Regions from separate parts of the Mus musculus genome. Here all the other regions are linked to region 1. The links are chromatin loops, found by intact Hi-C in ENCODE. Cell type or tissue: left cerebral cortex. All regions are shown on one strand.

Region 1 (5,000 bases):
CTCCGCCCCTTGCTCCTTTGTGGATATAGTTATGCTAAGGCTGTTCTCCTTGCTTCTCTAGAGTTGAAGAGGACCTGGACCTGATTCTGAACCTGGGATCTGAACCAAAGCCCAAGCCCCAGACTAAGCCCAAGCCTCTAGTCCCAGCTAAGCCAGCATTGCCCAGGAAACCAACTCTGCCCGCATCAGTGGGCCCGTCAGAACCTGGGTCTGGACCGCAGAAGCAGCAACAGATCCAAGCTATGGATGAAATGGACATCTTGCAGTATATCCGGGACCATGACACACTTGCCCAAGACTCCCCCAGCCTCTTCTGACTTCCCCACAACCCTGCCTTTCACCCTATGCTGGGCCTGGGGAGGAGGCCTGTATGTGACTATGTGGGTTCTGCTTACCAGGCAGGGACTCCCCAGCCCCAGTCCCACATCCTTCTTTTCTCTTGGGCTATGGGATGGACAAGGACTCTCTGCAGACTGTAGAGCTGGGAACACCACAGGAATTAAGCCGTATCATGTCCACCCAGCGGGCTATGGAAAGGAGGGCATTTGTGAGCATGTCTTGAGATCAGAGGACAGTGCCCCCACCAAGGGAAAGGACATCTTCTTCATACTTGTACCCACTGGCTCTGCCAGCTCAGCATGGGAAGTGGGGCTTATCCTGAGCCTAGGCTGGGCTAAAGGAGAACATGGGACAGGCCACTCTGAACTCTCTACTTAGCATGGCTGCTCGGGCCCCCAAGGTGTGTTCTGAGGAGAAAGACCAGCTCTCCAGGCTGCCCTGACCCAAGTCCCTTCTCAGGCTCTTCTGGCTTCCAATGCTAAGAAGAAAACGTAGTCCCAGCCTTGCCTTTCTAGTGCACGGAGGGCTTCCAGGACCCCAAGCCTTCTACTCCCTTTCCCACGAGAGGGCCTGGCCAGCCCATGGTCCTTGGATGTGGCTTTCAACAAAGTAGGTCTTAGCATCTCCCAGAGTTTAGCCCATGGGGTTTGAGGCTCTGAGGCCTCGTCTGCCCTCAGGATCTGAACTTGCTCGTCAGCCTTTCTCCAGTGGAGCCACCAGCCAAGCTGTGCCCAGAGCAACCCTGTGCCTTCCAGTAGATGGTGTTTTGTGGAGCATAGAATGTTAGAATGTATTCTGTGTGTCAGGGACTTTTTTTTTTTTAATGAAACACATTTTTTTTTAAAACAAAATGCAGCCACTTTGTTCCTTGGGTCAGTTGTGCTTCACAGAGGCATTAGAAGGGCCCAGTTGGGTCCAAGAGTCACTTTCAGGAGCCCCTGAGTGGCACAGTTCAATTGTTTGTTGCCTTCAGTATCTTGGGTCCCCAGCTCCTACTCTGTAGTAAGACCTACAGGATCAGACTAGGAGTATCAAGTCTGACAGCCTTTCATCTCACTGTGTCCCCTGTCACCTGCCTAGTTCTGAGCAGGTGTCCAAGCTGTTCTGTGTAAGGACCGGATACTCTGCTCTCCTAGGTTAAGGTCCCCAGAGCTGAGGACTGACTCTAGACAGCCTCCACCCAACTCTGCTTCCCTTTCACCAGCAGGCCTTCACCCCCTCCATCTCTTGGTGCCTAGAACTCAGCCCAGTGCCCAGAAGCCCCTTCCTCTCTGACTGCGGAGGAAGGTTCACGTGGCCCAATCTTTTGTAGAGCCACCCTACTGTGGTCCCTGGGCATCTTTGAACCCTAGTCCCTTTATATCCATTCCTGTGTGCCTTGGCTACCAGCTCTCTACCTCTTTCATACACACCTTGCACCTACTTTGGGTGACAGATGACATAGGAGCCAATGGGTGTGTAGGAGCTTGGATGACCATGGACTGATCCCCACGTGGGGTCCCTAACAGTATCTGACCTGACCTACCACTCTCTAGTGTGGCTTTGCCCACTAGTGGGGACTTGTCTGCTGTGGAGCTTTTGGGACACCCTGGCATGGTTGTTTGCCCCACAGATAGCATTTTTCCAATCATGACTTCTTTTGATCACTGGTCTGTGACCTACAGCCAGTCTGTCTCCCAGTTATCCAGTAAAGTCTGTGTGTGATAAAGCCAGAATTTCAGTGTTGTTCTTTTCCATGCCTGGGCTGAGAGGAGAAGTGGTGGTGGTGGTGGTGGTGGTGGTGGTGGTGGTGGTGTTGTGTGTGTGTGTGTGTGTGTGTGTGTGTGTGTTGAGGGGATTGTCCTTTGTAGCCAGGGAAGGTACTCTTATGTCTCTGACTCTGTGTGTTTCTCTCTCTCTCTCTCTCTCTCTCTCTCTCTCTCTCTCTCTCTCTCTGTGTGTGTGTGTGTGTCTGTCTGTCTGTCTGTCTGTCTGTCTGTTTCCATGTCTCTGTCTATTTCTATCCCCACCTCTCTATCTCTGTCTTTCTGTCTGTCTCTTCCTTTCTCTCTTTGTGATGGAGGCTGGGATAGTCCCTTGTAACCAGGGAAGGTACTCTATGCCTCTGACTCTCTGTGTTTCTGTCTCTTTGTTTCTGTGTGTCTCTCTCTATGTGTGTCTATCTCCGTTTCTGTCTCCCCCTCTCTATTGCCTTGTCTCTCTTTTGTCTCTGTCTCTGTGTCTCTCTGTCTGTCTCTCTCTGTGTCTCTGTCTCTGTCTCTGTCTCTGTCTCTCTCTCTCTCTCTCTCTCTCTCTCTCTGGTGGGGGGCTGGAATAGTCCTTTGTAACCAGGGTAGGTATTCTATGTCTGCTAACTCTGGCCCAGCCCTCCAGACTGTCTCTTAGCTGGAACTAGGAGAAAGGAAGGAAGGAAGGGATCTAGGAGATCTAGTTTTTCCCACTGTGTAAACTGAGGCAGAGGGCCCAGAAGGAGTCTCTGGCTAGTAATCACTCAGCCAAGCCCCGTGTGGAATGAGGACCCCTTCCCTCCAGATTCTCATCTTGGGTTCTCCACATGGAACTGGAAGTACCATGATTTCAGACATGCCCCACCTGATGGATATAATACACAGGCCTAGCCTTGCACCCCAGCAGCCCAGCACGGCACTGCTGCATGTCGGGTTCTTCAGCATACAGCTCTGCAGGCTGCCACCCACCACAGAGCAAACAGCTTCTTAGGGATTCTCAGATGTGTGCAGTCTGAGCCACCCCTCAGCCTCTCTTCCCAGTACTTAGGTTTGAATTCTTAGGACTGAGTTGGAGTCTGTGTTCTTGAGGGTGAACTAACGGCTGTTCTGTTCTGAGGACTGACTCTTCGGGAGCCCGCAGCTCCAGTATCTCCAAGCAAGAGAAAGTGACGGCTGGGCAGCAGTGTGTGCTTCTTTGGGGCTATTATGGGCCCCGTGGGCAGGAAGTGTTGCCAGCGGCTGCATCCGCTGCTCCCTTCCTCCCAGTGTTGTTCTTAGAACATTGTGAACTTGAGACAGTTCTGCAAAGTCCCAGTTCTGGGGCTAATTCTGGCCGGGCTGGCATCCTGTGCTCTGCTGCATAGAGGGGCCATTTCTGCATCTCTGGTCATGCCCATGTGCTCAAGGATCGGCTCTGAAACTAGAGTCCTTGCTGCAGAGGCTAATCACAGCCAAGTCCTGCTGCTCTTTGTTCCTAGCTATCACTAGGCTTGGTGTCTACAGACTGCCATCCAGAGCCAGGCTGATGTGAAAGGCTGTGTGTGCTTAGCTTTCGAGCTCGCTCACCACCCGGGCTATACGCATCCCCAGAAGAGGACCACAAAGCCACCAGTGTATCTCCTGCCTGGATGCCAGGTACTTCCCAGTTCAGCTACCTCTCCATAGGCTGAGGACAGCCCAGAGCAGGCATGATGTGCAAAGTGCCTTGGAGTAGCTGAGCCCTCAGTTCTAGTCTTAGATGCCCCCATGGACTGCAGACTGTTGTTTTGAGCAATCATTACCCAACTCTATACCCTAAGGAGTCAGGAGAAAGGTGGCCAGGGACTGGTAGAGAAGTGACACAAACAGCTAGCAGTCCTCATGTGACTCTCAGCACTTTAGTGAGAGGTGGTCAGGTTGGGATCATGGAAGCTTGCTGCTCTCCTAAAGGATCAAAGTCTGGGACCTACAACCCATGACAGGTTGGGTTTCTCACAGCCACCTGTAACTGCAGATCGAAGGGATCGTGACGTCCTCTTCCCACTGCTGTAGGAACCTGTTCACACCTGTGCACAGGTGTCCTATGAAATGCTCGCAATCGAATATGTTTTGAAAAGATTATCGCAGGGGCTGGGGAGATGGCTCAGTAGTTAAGAGCACTTAACTGTTCTTCTGAAGGTCCTGAGTTCGATTCCCAGAAAACCACATGGTGGCTCACAACCATTTGTAATGAGATCTGATGCCTTTTTCTGGTGTATCTGAAGACAGCTACAGTGTACTCATATAAATAAAATAAATAAATCTTTTTTTAAAATATTAACTCAGCCAGGCGGTGGTGGCACACCCCTTTAATCCCAGCACTTAGAAGGCAGAGGCAGGCGGATTTCTGAGTTCGAGGCCAGCCTGGTCTACAGAGTGAGTTCCAGGACAGCCAGGGCTACACAGAGAAACCCTGTCTCAAAAAACAAACAAACAAAAAGACTGACTCTCTCAATTCCTGAAATAGGATGTACTTTGGCTGAGTTGTAGCTGTGCTTGAAGAAGCTTAGGGAGCTGGTCGTAGAGGGACTCTTACCCAAGGAGCTGCCTACTAAGTGGCAGTGGCCAGGTGGAGTCATCGAGGCCTGTGGCTTCCGCTCAGTGAGCCTCTCCGAAGCACTGGCTGTTATAGGTGCTGGGTGTTGTGCAGTGAATAACCATGATGTGCAGACCTCGGGGCCCGCTCTGCTTGCTGACTCCTGGCTCTTGTTTCCATGGCTCTGGCCACTGTGAGGGGCTAGAGATTGTACTCCTCAGGTCAGGCTGAGAATAAAGCTTCAGCCACTGACACGGAGATCATGCGCTCCACTTGGGTTCCGTGAGTGGGTTTTCCCTCTGCTGATCACGTTCAGAGGCCTGATGCTTCTCTGCCAACCCCACAAACACAGCCTCAGTCACTTCCTTCAAGAAAGCTTG
Region 2 (5,000 bases), 130 kb after region 1:
AAGGTGGAGAGTAGTCAGAGAGAGTAGACTTCTAGGTAGAAGATGGGATGTTTTTCTGATGGGGTATCAAAAGAGTGATTGAAGTTAATCTAGAAGACCATAGACACAGAGTTTATATAAATATTTATATAAATATAAATAGAAAGAACACTAACTCTTGAGAAGTTAGCATGGCAGCTGGAGAGGGCTGAAGTCTTCAACTATTGTCACACACAAGTCATGGTCCCATAAGATGATTAGAGTGGCCTCCTACACCCTGAGGTCACAGCCATAGGCTGCCCAAGACTACAAAAATGTAGCTAATTTCTAAAGCCTTTTTTTTTTTGCTTTTCACATTAGTCCATTTCAAAAGCCTGTTTCTTTTCACACTATCTTTGCTTGACAATGTTTCTGTGTGTGAGGGCATGGCCAGGTGGGTCTGTAACCTGCAGGTCTGCATGTATGTACACTCCTGGAAAAGCCAGAGGTCAGCCTTAATCATCCATCCTCAAGAGCCATCCATCTTAGTTTTTGAGACAGTCTCTCACTGAGAAGCCCACTGATTTGGCGAAACTGGGTGGCCAGTGATCCCTGGGGCTCTATTTGCTTGCCTCTTTTCCCAAACAGCACATGCCGCTGCACCTGGATTTTACATGGATGCCAAGGACTGAACACAGGTCCTCATGTCTGTGTAATAAGCATATACTAACTGCGCCATCGCCCACATCATGTACCTTGTCATCGTTCCCATTAAGTGTAGAAGTATAATGCTCACTGATTATTATTATTATTCAACATTTTCAACCAGTCGGACACAGCAAATGACCATCATTGCATACTTTATTCTGATGGGTTCATGTCACCCCTCTTCCTGGATAGTTAGTACCTCAAAACCAGAAATAATTTGATTTATCTCCGTCCTCCTATCTGCTAGCACAGGGATGGGCATAGACTAGAACTAAGTAAACGGTGAGTTGGTAGACTCAGGGAATGGTATCAGAATGACCGGCTGTTTGCTCAAGTCCAACCATTATAAATGATTTATTGTGCTTTCAAGGTTAAACCATGCATGCCGATGTCCTTTAGTCAGATTGCTGCCAGGCCTTCTAGCCTGAATGTGTGTGTGTGTGTGTGTGTGTATGTGTGTGTGTGTGTGTGTGTGTGTGTGTGTGTGCGCGCGCGCGCGCGCGCGCGCGCGCGCGCGCGAGTGTGTGTTAGTATGAGGCCAAGAACATAAGAATGCCTGTCCTTCCTGCTGAGGACATGGACTTCTGCAGGCACTGCAATTTTGTACAGAAGCCAATGGGCAAAACTCACCTCTCCCAAAGCTAGTCTTGCAAAATATCCTTGTTACGGGGGAGGGGGGGTCGCAAAAACCAGACTGTGAGAGAGGACAGTATATAGGAAGATTCCTAAAGAGACGCTTAGGATTCCTAAGATGACCACGACAGGGCCATGGTGTGTAAGATTGCCAGAGGGAGCCACTGGGCTATAGCACCATCACGGGGTCTAGCTGACCTCATCATGAACTCTAGCTGACCCCATAGAGAACTGAAAACAGAGATAGGCCTTCATCATGGTCCTCAGCTATGGCAAGGGCTGGGCTTGTATACCTCTCCTATCAATATACCTCTCGAAATCAATGGCTGTTTGTCATCCCTAAGAAAGAGCTAGCCTTAGACAGCCATCCTTAGAGAGGCTGTTGGCAGTAGAACCAGAAGTCCTTCTGGACATGGTAGGGGCCATGGCACAGCAAAGCTACCACACTTGTGTGGTCACTCGGTGCAGATAGAATGACCAATGTTCAGAGCTGGAGAGATTCAGTAGAGTAGGAGATGGAACTGCATCCAAATTGTAATCTTGTAGCTTATAAACTATAAACTGTACCAGCTTAGAATAGTATCAAACTTCTTGGATCTTCATTTATAAAATAATAACAACATTATTTTTGTTGCAATATTATTCATTGGTTGGTTGGTGAGAAGGTATCACTATCATGTAGCACAGGCTGGCCTCTAATACACTATGTAGCCAAAGATGACGTTGAACTTCTGACCCTCCTGCCTCCACCTCCTAAAATCTTCCTGGGATTAGAAATGTGAAATACCATGCCTAGTTTTGTACATAATGAGGATCAAAGCCAAAACTTTGTGCATGCCAGGCAAAAACTCTACCAATTAAGCTACATCCCCCATTCTTTAGAGTGTTTTAAAGTAAGGATTAAATAAGTATAAAAATGTCCTTGGCACAGCACAATGTTTCATAAGTGGCACTGATGCTGGGCGCCCACAGTAATTGTTGCTATCTTAGCAGCTGCAGAGGCAGAATGGCTCCCTGGCATCGGTACTGGATGCCTGTGGATGGGAGCTATGTCAAATCTGTGTCTAAAGCCATCAGGTGCATAGACTACAGGGTCCCAAGGGTGTCTGTTACCATAGCTAGCTGTCTCCTTTAACCTCAAGCTTACTGGGCTGAGGGAAGTTGTCTAGAGACATTATCAAGAACAAAGAACAACACCGGGAAAGGGGTCTCAGCTGTTTTCTCCAGTAGAGCACATGGCCGGCTTGTGTGCCAGACAGAGTAGACCACCAGAAGTGGATAAGATGGTCACTTTACAGGCTGTGGGCATCGCCTAACATACTGGCCTGTCCAGAGGGTGTGAGCACATGACAGTGAGAGGTGTTTGATTTTACTATCCCTTCTTCCAGATGGTCAGCTGGTAGAAAAATCCCCTGTCTGGGATGACTTCTGAGCATATGGGAGGGTAGAATGTACTACCACCGTCAGGGCCACCAGGAGTGGCTAAAGAGCTTCAACCTTCCTTCCTTCAGTGGGAGGAAGTCGCTATGGTGACTAGAGCTCTTTACAGTGCTTTGAATGCTTCATTCACCTAGACAGAAAGTCCCAATATAGGGCCAGAGAGATGGCTCAGTGGTTAAGAACATTGACTGAGAGGTGCTGAGTTCAATTCCCAGCAACCACATGGTGGCTCACAACCAACTGTAATGAGATCTGACACCATCTTCTGGTGTTTCTGAAGACAGTGACAGTGTACTCACATACATGAAATAAATAAATAAATCTTTAAAAAGAAGGAGGAGGAGGTCCCAATATGCAGACTCTAGGATAAGAAAAAGATGATTCCTAGGTATGAATCCATCGCCAACTTTGGGGCTTAAGCAAAAGTGTACCTGAGTAAGTATTTATTTATTGGAGAGAGATGTGGGTGGAGAGGGAGAGAACAGACCAGGGGATCTCAGCAAAAGGGTATCAGACAGACTTGGGAGAAGGGTGAGGGTGGACAGGACACTAGGCAGAGTCGGCTCAGACTGGATGCTGTAAGCAAGCACCACGGCAACTCCATGGTCAAGTGTCTTCATAAATCTTATCTTCAAGGAAGATCAGGCCAAGGATAGGGGAAGAAGTCTTGCATAGCCACGGTGGGATGTTTGGCATTGTAAGCAAGAGTGTGGCACAGTAACCTTGGTTTTGTCAAACTCAGGGTGTGGCCTTGGCTCATTCCACCTTCGGGTTTGCTTTTGTGAGGATAATTAGGTATGGCAGCAAATACAGGTTAGCTGTGATAGAAGACCGGTTAAGGTCTGCTTTTTTTTTAATCTTTCTCTTTTTGCTGAGACATTAAATCCCTTCATATATATATATATATATTTCCCTCTGTAAAATATGAATAAAACTTGTTACCTCACATGCTGGTTTGAAGTTATGGAGCAGAGAGCAATCCACTGCACATGCGCCCAGGAGCACCAGCAAGCAGTCGCTGTCACCCCACGCCCCCAGGTCTCTAGCTGAGGTAACTGATCTAAAAGCCCCTGTGAGCTTTGGTGAACACCAGAAGGAAGTAGCCATCCATCCGCAGGATGCAGCTGGCTTTTCTGTTTTGAAGCACAGCTCAGCCCATCAGTCAAGACTGGCACTTGGCTCTGGTACTCCAAATAGAGGGAAGGTTCAGCCTGGGCTTCACACAGGGGCTGGAACACTGCCCAGAACCTGGGTGATGGAGTTAAGCAGGCCCCTACCAGGGTTGCTTGTATCTGGGTTTCATTTGGTTTTTGCTCTGAATTCACAGAAATGACCATAGACACAGAATTCCACTGGGCACCTTCAAGAGATGAAGGCTGTATGCAGTCTGCCTGGGCCAGACGTGCTTGGGACCAGAATCACCTTCGTTTGGTTCAAACACATGATCTTGTCTGATAATAGCAGAGTTTATCATAAGGAAAGCCCACCCAGGCTGCACTCCCCAAATTATACCCTTGTCCTGGTAATTGCATAGTCATTCAGAGCCTGCATCTGGCTTATAACAGTATTTCCATGCAGGCCAGATCGAGTGCCACCTCTCATTTGGTGGAACAAAAAGAAAATTGTACACTTTGATGACTCAACTACCCCCAGCTTGGGGTATTAGAAAGGCACAAAATCTCCAGTCATTTCTATCTCAGCTTTGGCTCTTTTGGGGATACGTTCAGCCTCAACATCCCGATCTGTAAAATGGGAATGCTGAAACTGCCTTGCCCTCCACAAACCCAAGGAGAACTGCAAAATCCAACTCATAAAAACATTATATATACATATATATATATATATATATATATATATATATATAGAAGCGTTACAGTATGAGTTTTGAAAAGTATTGCCTTCATGATGGCTTCTGCTTCTTAGCATGTAGGACAGACCCGATCAAAATGAAAGGTGACAAAAGCCATGCTTTTCCAGCCTGTTCATTAATGACAGGTAACTCTCCCCTGCAGCTTTCAAAGTCACACATGCACCTGCTCAAACTCTGGGAGTGTCCAGCTGTTTACTACAACAGTGAGGCCGACTCGATGCTAACATTGGTATTGTTTGAACCACCCACTCAACAAAGATTTGCTGTGTGCCAGCCCTAGTTCTGGAGTTTGCAAGGATCAGCAGGGAATGAATTCACCAAGCAACCCTGGAAAGCGCCTATGGTGGGGGGGGGGCAGGAATTTTAATTCTTTCACCGTTGCCCCTGCTTG
Region 3 (5,000 bases), 150 kb after region 1:
TGGACCCTGGTGTAACAAAAAGAGTGTGTTCTGGCAGGAATATTACAGTAAGTGCCCTGAATCTTAAACCAAGGGTAACTCGGGCGCCAGAGCATTATCTGTGTGTTGGTCTTCCCCAAACACGAAAAACAGCTTTCAGTACCAGACAGATCTGCAGTGGCAGGAAGTCCAGAATGGGTCTTTTCAGGAGACTGGTCTCCAGGTTCTCAGACAGCTGGCTGTAGAGCTAAGTTCTGGGCATTTGGCCCAAGCCTGAACTCTTTCCCCAACAGAGAGTTAGTTCCTGCACTCCCTGGTACGCGGAAGGACTCCGACCAGGAAATCTGCAAGTAAACATTGTTTTTCATCGAAAAGACTTGTCTCTAAAATGAACTGTGGGATAAAGGTGAGCAGTGTTAAGGGAACGGGGAAGGAGTAAACTCTGCTCAAAGAAGCAGCCACCCAGGGCAGACCCAGCCTTGGCACTCCTGGCAGAGCCCAGACAATCCCCCACTGTTGGCCTATGGGCCTTGGCTCTGCGGAGCTGGAGGCCCAGGTCCTGGATGCTTAAGTGGGTGAAAGGTCACCACAGACAGGTTTTTCTGAGCTCACAAAAGTGCTTCAGAGTCTGAGGGAAGACAAGGAAACAGAAGCCTCCTCTTTGAAGCCTGCAACTTCAAAGGAGGCCTCCCCAGCTTGGACCCCGGGGGGTGGGGTGGGGGTGGGGCATAGAGAGGGTGGCAACCCAGCGCGAAGAGCCCAGAAAGCAAAGCTGTCAAAAGCAAAAACACACCCATGAATGAGATGGGAGAGGTTGGCACGCTTCTCTGGAAGCCTCGGAGCTGGCGGGTTTGAGCCCTCCCGTCTAGAGCAGGGTTTTAATGTGGGCTCTGAAGAGCAAACCAGCCAGTCTAGCTGGAGTACACTGCAGAAGGAAGCCTGTCTGAAATTAGGGGGCCTCAATATTGAAATCTTAAAAAAAAAAAAAAAAAAAAAAAAAAAAAAGGGTCTGCTCTAGCTTAAAGTGCCTACCTGTCAAACACTGGGTCTTTCCTGGTCCTTAGAGGAAGGCATCATGGGTTCCTTTGTAAACATTCAGGCAAAAGTTCTGTAATTAAAGAGCCAGCTCCTTATTTCAACTCCCTCCCTAGGCTCCCACTCAAGAGATACACACACACACACACACACACACACAAACCTTTCCCAGAGATACCAACTTAGTTTCTGGGAGTATTGTCTATTCCTTTGCTTGTCTGTTCTTTTTTCTCTGTGTAGCCCTGGAACCCACTCTGCATCTGTAGTCCAGGCTGGCCTATAACTCAAGAGATTTGCCTGCTTTTGCTGGGACTGAAGGCATCCGCCATCACTGCCATGCTTTCCCCATCTCTTAAATTCTAGCCTGGTCCACACATGTGATTAACCACCCCCCTAAAAACATTTTAAATAATAATAATAAAGTCATCTATGTTTAACATTCACAAACAGCAACCTTTCTTATTGTTGAAGTGAGAGTAGTAGAGCCCAGAATAAACTTCAGACACTTCTTAAAGACCTATAGATGAAGTCAAACCAAGACCTTTGTCCTCACCTAATGGGACTAAATTCACAATAATTAGTACACTCTGGGTGTCTGATGGACGACAAGCTTAGCCTCCTCCGGGAATCTGACAGGAATAACCTGGCCTCTCAGGGTCACCCAGCCCCTAAAAGGTGCCAGGCTCATGGCCATATTTACTACTATAGAGAGGCTGCAGTTACTGCCAGAAAGGACCTCCACAAGAACTCTTCCCTTACCCCCAATTCAGACATCTTCTGACACTATTAAGCCACAGGAGCTGTTTATAAATGTCATGATCATAGTCTTTTAATATTTTACATAAAAATCTGTATACACAGCTTATAGAACTCTTATGTAAACATCATAAGTTCACCATTTGTCATCTGTCAGTTTATTTAAAAAAAATAAAACAAAAACAAAACAAGACAATTTAGAAGTACCACTGGGCTGGCGGGGGGGAGAGGGGGGAGGCTTTTCTCTGCACATGGAACGTACAGAAAATTTCACACAGAAGAGACTTGTCTTGTGGGAGGGGGGGTTTAAATAGACCCCAATACCTGTTGCCTTCCTTTACCAAAACTGCGTATGCTACACAAATTTAAAGAAAAAATTCACACTGTTGACATTTTTTTTTCAAGAAAACAAAGCAAAAGTTAGTTGTTTTTGTAATCTTAGAGTCATCATAGTTTTAAAAAAACCATCAGAAGTAGATGAGGTTACAGCATACAAGTGTGGTCAGAATGCTGTCTTATGCAAATGACAAGTACACTGGGTGTCAAACAATGGGACAATTGTGCAAAGAACTCTTTCATCAACAACAAAAAGCTTCAGCGTTTAAATAAATTCAGTAACAATAGTCTCTTGAGCTGAACAATGTTCATTTGTAGGACAGGCACAAAGTTCGCTTATGGCAAAAGTGACCCCACTGCACACCCTGGATCCTCTGCCGGAGGTTCGCTGGGGGTTGGCCCAGGAGACACTGTCTGAGCTGCTTCCTCTCGACCCCAAGTCAGTTGCAAATGTCTTCCCCAGGGTGTGGAAAGATGGCCAAGTCCAGTTCATGCTTGGATGGGTGGGCGCCTGACCCAGCCTGGGAAAGGAGCTGCTCTGGGCCCTGGTCGCCCCACACACCACTAAACAATACCATTCTGCCTCCGAAAATAAAATCTGTATTTATGTAACAGCCCCATCCTCCCCCCAGCCCTCCCCTCCCGCCATTCCAGGGGTCTATGTTACAGACATGGAGCAACAGTAGTGGCTTGCTGGTTACAAGCAAACCTGCTGGGGGCGCAACCACTCTGCGTGCCCCTGGGGAAACCAGAGGCGGGGGTGGGGCAGGAGTCGGGTGGGGTGTAGGGAGTCGTACACACACACAACCACACTTTGAGGCCTGGCTCTTTAGAAAAGGATGCTCAGGAACCCCTTGGCACTCAGCAGGGTGCCCAGGCCTGTGCCACACAGCTGGACACACACAGACACTGGGAAGGGGGAGCTCGGTGCCCACGCTAATTCTCAGCGTGACCAGCCAGAGCCACCAGCAGATGTCAGGCAGTCTGGTGGTGTCCTTGGGGGCATGGGTCTCCCTTTCTCCCGGTTCGTGGGCGACCGGGCCAAGGAGGGGGAGCCACGCTGGCAAGGGCGTGAGGCAGGACGCGTCCCTCATAGCACCTTGCAGCAGTTGATGCAGCCATTCTGGGATCCGTAGCGCTTCTGCAGCGCGGCGCGCGTGGCCGTCTCAAAAACCTCGCGCACGCCCTCCTTGGTCTTGGCCGAGCACTCGAGGTAGTCATAGGCTTGGATGCGCACCGCCATGGCGCGGCCGTCATCCGTGCGCACTGGCTCCTGCTTCATGCGGGCCAGCTCCGTGCGGACATGCTCGTCGCTGCGCAGGTCTTTTTTGTTGGCCACCAGGATGATGGGCACATTGGGGCAGAAGTGCTTTACCTCGGGCACCCACTTCTCGGGGATGTTCTCGAGAGAGTCCGGGCTGTCCACCGAGAAGCACATAAGGATGACGTCGGTGTCCGGATAGGAGAGCGGCCGTAAACGATCGTAGTCCTCCTGGCCTGCCGTGTCCCACAGCGCCAGCTCCACCTGCTTGCCGTCCACCTCGATGTCCGCCACATAGTTCTCGAACACGGTGGGCACGTACACCTCGGGGAATTCGTCTTTACTGAACACGATCAGCAGGCACGTCTTGCCGCACGCGCCGTCGCCCACCACCACCAGCTTCTTGCGGATGGCCGCCATGAGCTCGCCGGGCGCGGGCAGCAGGAGGGGCCCGCGAGCGCCTCGCCGCCGTCCCGCTCCCTGTTGCTTGCCGCTCCCCGCTCTCCCGCGACTGCGCGCTGCGGGCTAGGCTCGCTAACTGCACCTGGACCCCGCGGCGGCGCGGTCTCTCGGGGCGCTCCGGTTGCCTCGGCAGGGGCGCAGGGGCATACGGTGCACTGAGTGTCGCCGCGCCGCTGCCGCGCCGCTGTGGTCCTCGGCGGTCCCGGAGCTGCGCTGCTTTGTGCGAAGTGATGGCTGATGCTGCGGACCCGGCCTAGCTTCTTTCCCGGGGCGGGTTCACTCTAGACCTAGGGTACAGGGGCGCAGACGACGACAACCGAACTGCGGTGGCAGATGCGGGCTGCGGCCCTAGCGCCCGCTATTTAAAGAGTCCGGCCACTTTCTTAATATAGCCACCCAATGGGAAGCCATAGGGCTGAGCTCATCGCTGCGGAGCTTGGCTCCGATTGGTCGCCCGCTGCAGTCCGAAGGCGGGTTCGCCTTAGCTTGATTGACTGCCCTGTCCGCGGGGCTGGGAGAGGCGTTGACTGTGGAGTCTGCGCGGCGACCCGCCCCGTGGGGTTGTGTGGCCGCCGGGTCCCCGCCTTCGTCGCAGCCTCTCTGAGTGCGACATCGTGGAGCAGGCAGCCTGGAGCCCTCCGGGTCTGGGTGGGCAGTTCCGAGACGAGCTACACTCTTGTGGGGCGTTGGCTGCTCCCAGGGCTTCAGCTTTATCTAGCTTCCGAGCGAACTACGGGTGATCAAGCATGGGGGAGGGGCGGCGCCTTTAACGTGGTTTTGTTTTCACTTAAACAGACACCGGTGCACGGTTTTGTTACCTAGCCAAGGGTTTCGTTCTTTCTTAACTTTGTTTAGATAACTAACCCCTCGTGTGCTCTGGGCCGAATTCTGACACTTACCCAGGGCAGCCTTTTCACTGAGAAAGGCTAACAGTAAATTGTGTGGGCCTGGGTGAGTCCCCTCTCGGCTTTCTCTTCAAGGCCCACACTTAGGTCTCCGGGTGAAGAAGATAAGGGGAGGAATCTAGGAGACACACAGCTGTAGGACAAAGGAAAGCGAGGTGCAGGGCACTCCGCTGAAAAAGAAAGCACCCAGCTTGGGCAGGCAACCTTCACCCAGTCCTACCACATTACATCTGATTCTCGCCCTAAAGCCAGAGAACTGCTTGAAG

Evidence for each region. Peaks named below come from ENCODE experiments on the same cell type or tissue, not always from the same donor. Only the 100,000 strongest peaks of a DNase experiment are listed, where the experiment ranks them.
Region 2: it touches region 1 in a loop (5-fold over the local background); 4 of 42 quality-filtered maps call a loop at or near these places.
Region 3: a loop joins it to region 1, with 4 times the contacts of the local background. A loop is called at or near these places in 5 of 42 quality-filtered maps.

The regions. Positions count from the first base shown.
Region 1 is chr12:8,341,771-8,346,770 of GRCm38, forward strand. Hs1bp3 (HCLS1 binding protein 3) reads left to right here. Exons shown (of 7, transcript NM_021429.3): 7 at 62-2,054. The coding sequence ends at 317. Among named protein-coding and RNA genes, the nearest start is that of Gm33134, 20 kb to the right of the region's middle. In left cerebral cortex, no CTCF peak of the experiment used is centred here; DNase peaks (open chromatin) are centred at 2,733, 3,313 and 4,891; H3K27ac peaks cover 3,554 bases.
Region 2 is chr12:8,468,902-8,473,901 of GRCm38, forward strand. No RefSeq gene overlaps it. Among named protein-coding and RNA genes, the nearest start is that of Gm51967, 22 kb to the left of the region's middle. In left cerebral cortex, no CTCF peak of the experiment used is centred here; DNase peaks (open chromatin) are centred at 2,254 and 3,918; H3K27ac peaks cover 804 bases.
Region 3 is chr12:8,495,846-8,500,845 of GRCm38, forward strand. It overlaps Rhob (ras homolog family member B), which reads right to left and starts at 4,164. Exons shown (of 1, transcript NM_007483.3): 1 at 1,816-4,164. The coding sequence starts at 3,787. The coding sequence ends at 3,197. In left cerebral cortex, CTCF peaks have their summits at 2,826 (motif pointing right) and 4,135; DNase peaks (open chromatin) are centred at 257, 498, 765, 1,189 and 7 more places; H3K4me3 peaks cover 4,569 bases; H3K27ac peaks cover 5,000 bases.